2 separate regions of the Homo sapiens genome follow, and region 2 is linked to region 1. Evidence: chromatin loops called from intact Hi-C (ENCODE). Cell type or tissue: mesothelial cell of epicardium. All regions are shown on one strand.

What was found. Peaks named below come from ENCODE experiments on the same cell type or tissue, not always from the same donor. Only the 100,000 strongest peaks of a DNase experiment are listed, where the experiment ranks them.
Region 2: it touches region 1 in a loop (19-fold over the local background); 1 of 110 quality-filtered maps calls a loop at or near these places.

The regions. Positions count from the first base shown.
Region 1 is chr6:14,246,124-14,248,623 of GRCh38, reverse strand. No RefSeq gene overlaps it. Among named protein-coding and RNA genes, the nearest start is that of LINC01108, 38 kb to the left of the region's middle. In mesothelial cell of epicardium, no CTCF peak of the experiment used is centred here; no DNase peak of the experiment used is centred here.
Region 2 is chr6:15,501,211-15,503,710 of GRCh38, reverse strand. It overlaps JARID2 (jumonji and AT-rich interaction domain containing 2), which reads right to left. Exons shown (of 18, transcript NM_004973.4): 8 at 2,302-2,500. Among named protein-coding and RNA genes, the nearest start is that of DTNBP1-AS1, 44 kb to the left of the region's middle. In mesothelial cell of epicardium, no CTCF peak of the experiment used is centred here; a DNase peak (open chromatin) is centred at 1,470.

The DNA of each region.
Region 1 (2,500 bases):
GTTGCTGTAACTAAAAATATCTTTTCCCAAACCAAAGTCACAAAGATTTCATTTTCTGGTTTTCTTCCCAAAGTTTGGTAGATTTAAGTTTTGCATTTATGCCTATGATCCATTTTAGGTTGATTTTTGTCTATGGTGTGAAGTATGGGTCAAAGTTAATTTTTTTGCACATGAATATTCAATTATTCTAGTGCCTTTTGTTGAAAAAAACCTCCTCTTTCTCCACGTAATTTGCTTGGCACTTTTGCAAAAAATCAATTGACCATATATATTTGAGTCTCTTTCTGGATTATTTTCTATTCCAATGATCTATTTGTCCATCTTGATCCCAATATAGTAATTACCACAGTTTCAAAAAAATCTTGAAGTCAGATACCATTAAGTTTTTCAACTTTGTTTCTTTTTCAAGGTTGTTTTGGCTACTGTAGCTCATTTGTATTTGTATATGAATTTTAGAACTAGTTTGTCAACTTCTATTAAAAAAAAAACTAGGATTTTGACTTGGAATGCACTGAATCTATTTGTGGGTTTTTTTTGTGGGGGCGGTGGGGGGGGCAGAGAGGGTCTTGCTCAGTCCCCAAGGCTGCACTGCAGTAGCACAATCATAGCTCACTGCAGCCTTGACTTCCTGGGCTCAAGCAATCCTCCCACTTCAGCCTCCCAAGTAGCTGGAACTACAGGCACGTGCCACCACGCTCAGCTAACTCTTCAAAACTTTTTGCAGAGACAGGATCTCACTATGTTGCCCAGGCTGATCTTGAACTCCTGGGCTCAAACAGTCCTCCTGCCTCAGCCTCCCAAAGTGCTGGGATGATAGGTGTGAGCCACCATGCCCAGCTATACTTGTGGAGAAATGATATCTTAACAATACTGAGCCTTGAATCAAGAAAGAAAGTCAATTACTATGGTATATCTCTCTTAATTTAAACTTTAAAAAAATGTCTTCTAGCATTGTTTTGTAATTTTGTTAAGTTTATTTCTAAGTAGTTTATGTGTTGATGCTATTAATTGTTATTTCACTTTTCAGATTTTTTGCTATTAGCATATAAAAATTTTTATTGTATCTATATCCTATAAATTTGATAAATTCGTTTGTTATTTCTAGCAGTTATTTTGCAGATCACTTAAAATTTTCTATGTATACAATCATGTCATTTGTAACTAAAGACAGTTTTATTTCTTTCTTTCAAATTTTTATGCTGTTTGTTTCTTGGGTTTTTTTTTTCTTTATTATAATGGCCATGCTCTCAGCACAATGTTGAATAGAAGTGATTAAAGCAGATGTTTTTGTCCTGTTTCTTATCTTATATGTAATGTCTTCAATAGTTCTTCAGTAAGTATGATGTTAGCTGTAGGTTTTTTGCTTCGCACTGTTTCAGATTTACAAGTTCTCTTCTATTCTTATTTTGCTAAGAGTTTTTATCTTTAAATGGTTGTTGAATTCTGTCAGGTGCTCTTCAGTCATCTCTTTCCCTATTCCTATCTGTGTTTAAACTGAGGTTTCAAATATTTCTGCCAGCCATCACGTGTGCCCTAACAGGTGTCGTCTTTGGGCAACTTTGCTGACTCTGGCACAGCACAAAGCTGGATCTACATGGTGTGACTGAAATCTCATAGCTTCTGTTTTAACTCAAATACTGTTCATTATGGGAATGTTCTTAATTTTGAGCCAAATTATTTTATAATTACATATTTGACTATTAGAAACAGTTACTGCAGATTTCCTTTCACCTACCACATTTCTTGAGATTAATGTCGCTAGAAGCCTTGGGACTGGGCTTGTTTATCAGAATCAATTCACAATCGGAAGGAAAACATGCAGAAGTATAGAATAGGCTCCCCACTTTCTTGGCCATGAGGCAAAAAAATTAGAAAGGAAATGAAGCTCTGAGGTGTGTCAAAGGGAGTACTGTGTGTCACAGCCAAGTACTGTGTTACCTGTGGGTCAGCCAGACCAAACCACATACAGTAATGGACAGTTTGGAGAGAAAGTTACATCACTGCCAGCCTAGATTTGGCCATGAAGAATAACTACCTCATTCCCAAAGATTGCCAAACCTTCTTATACGAGTCCCTTAGAAATTTTTAATTCAGTCTCAAAAGGAGGTATTCACAATATCATTAGACATGACAATTTAAACGTTTGAAGCCAAGCTTAATCCAGATGAAGAGTTATTTTTTTCTCTCTGTGGCTTCATACTTTATTCCTATTTCTTCTTCTCCTTATTTTCTTTACTTTCAACTTTCTATGTCAACTAAACATACCAAGTATCTAGAGAGCAACTTTTGTTGAAGACTACAACAGAATATATTATTCACACTCGGCTTGTCTTTCACAGTCAATTTGGAAACATTTGTATGACACTCCAAAATCTCAAAATTTGTAGGACAAGCATTCCTTTGAAATTATTTTCAGGGCCAAGTCACCCATGGAAACCAGCTTTGTTACTTTAGGGCCTGAGTTTTTTATCCAGTGAGAAAACCCTGCAAAACTAAAAGG
Region 2 (2,500 bases), 1.3 Mb before region 1:
GAAATATCTCCTGAGCACCTATGGTGTACTAGGTCAAATCCTAGGGGCTGGAGACAGAGCAGTGCATGAAACACACAAAACCTCGAGGAGCTTCCATTCAGTCTGGGGAAGACACAGGCCTCAAACACACAAATATGGGATGGGAGGAGGTGCCAGGTGTCATGTAGAGTGGGGGAGGGTGGTCAGGGAAGGCTTCCCTGCGGAGCACTGGACACCGCAGCGTCCCCCTAGAAGTGATAGGGCCACAACAGGGAGCAGCAGATGCTTTCTGCCATTGGGTCCACAGTCGTAGTCGGCATGGAGACATTGGCTTGTGCCTTTCTCTCCTGCAGCAAAGGAACTAGATGGGGTTCTAACTACAGGAACGTACTTCCATGCAAATTCCAAGCCGCTCCTGATAGTCTGTTTCTTGTAAATATAAAAAAGGAGGGACTGAATTCTGCACCAAGGCAGAGTGCAATGAGTGGAGGTGAGGATGACACCAGCAGACCAAAGTCAGCAGCCAGGACACCGGTGCCACAGAGAGTTGCGTGCTCACGGTCCCTACCCGTGGGCACACGGCTGCTGGGGGCTTCGCCATGGCCACCACGCAGAGCTCCACTATATTTCCGTGATGAAATCTAGAAATACCCTTGACGGGGTGGATTTAAACAAATCCAAACCTCTTATTTGAATCAAACATACGCTCACAGAATTGGCCTCCTTCAGTAAAAAGTAAAAACGTTGACAGTTTCTCATTTCACCAGTTGGCTATTCAGTCACAGGATTCACTGAGTGGCTTTACTTGACAAAGGCTTCTCAGTAAAACATTCAGGAAACACCAAATAAAGTTCCTCAGAGCTTACAGTCTCTGGGTCACACTTGGCAGGCTGCATCCAGCAACCCCCACACCGCATCCCCACCAGGCAGCCTTGGGCAATGGGAGAGCAGACTCAGATAAAAGGGAGCCAAACCCTCTCAGGGTCTCAGGCCAGAAAAACTGGGTACCTCTTTCCAGAGAAGTGTGCAAGGACATGAGATGCAGCCTGAGGCGGGTCTGCAGGGCCTGGACTTAAAGTGAAGCAGCAACGCCAGGAGTCAAGTCAACCCTTCCTCCGTATTTCTAAGATGTGTGATGGTATCAGAAGCCCGCATTGCCTCAACTACAAGGCCAGGCCAGAGCCTGCAGTCAGGCAGCCGTGGGCACCTGAGGGTATGGTGGTGTTTAGTGATAACCAACAGCCAATTCCCAATGCTGCCGAAACCCACTAGCCACACACTCCCACCAGGCTCACGAGGGCTGGAGCAGAGAACGCTTCCCTTCCAGTGAATCCAGAACTGGGACCACAGAGGACAAGTCTGTGCCGGGAAACTCAGCAGAGACTTCAACTTAGCTGAGCTCGGCCAGCTGGGCCCCGGGTGCCCCGCTACCCACTGGCAGGCTGGAGAAGGGAGGAAACCCCAAGCCTTGCTTCAGAGCCAGGACAGCTGGGAGAGCTGCCAAGAGGAGAGCCACGGACTCTGCCTCCCCTGCTTCTTGGAGGGGCGAGTCTCCTCAGGATGAGTGTGCTGCCGGGAGACCTGGCGGAGACAGGGAAACGCTGCATGTTTCAGTTTGCTGGTTTCTCCCCAGCTCTTCCCTCCACAGCGTGTGAATGGTGAGATTCATTTTGATGGCTTTATCAGGGATAGCTCTCCACAGAGAGGACCTGGCAACGCTGGGCTGGCAGTGAGGTGAGCGGATAGAAAACAGAGAAAACAAGCGCACAGAGTCCACTGACGGTCCAGCCAGTGAGAAGTTCAGCTGGATCTGGGCAGCTGTCGAGCACCAGGATGAAACGGAACTGGAGAAGCAGGGGAAACGAAGCATGCAGCCCAGTTACTTATCCCTGGCATATGGAGATGTGTGCACGTGCATGCAACACGCACACGCAAGCCAGTTAATGAAAAGGAAACCCGAGGCCCTAGGCAGGCGGAATGGACTCGTGGTATCTTCGTGGAGTGGACTTCCCCTCCCTCACTGGGTCTCCTGCTGCCCCATCAACGCACCCACAAGGCCCTCACTAGGTTCCTCGATATTGGACTTCCCAGGCTCCACAACCAGGAGCCAGTACATTTCTGTTTATTATGAATTCCCCAGTCTGTAGTATTTCAGCAACACGAGAGGACTAATACAGCGCTATCACCCAGCACAGTGGCCCGCCCCCTCATCACCCCAGGGAATCAGAGAACACACCGTCCAGTGCATAGCACGCTCCACTTCCTCTCTCATTCCTCCCGCACTCCTGCAGCTGGGAGTGGCTGCTCTGCGGAGGCCCCTACCTTATAGATGCACTTGTGGAAGTCATTGAGGACGCCTTTGTCCTCCTCCTCTTCCTTGACCACTTCTTTTTCCTGAGCGAAGAGTCGCCGCCGGCCAGTCTTCAACTGGGCCTGGCCCACCTCCTTGAGCTTGCTGCGGAAGCCGTTCCTGGGGGCCACGCCGTGGATGAGCCCATTCTTGGGCTCGAAGCGGGGCAGA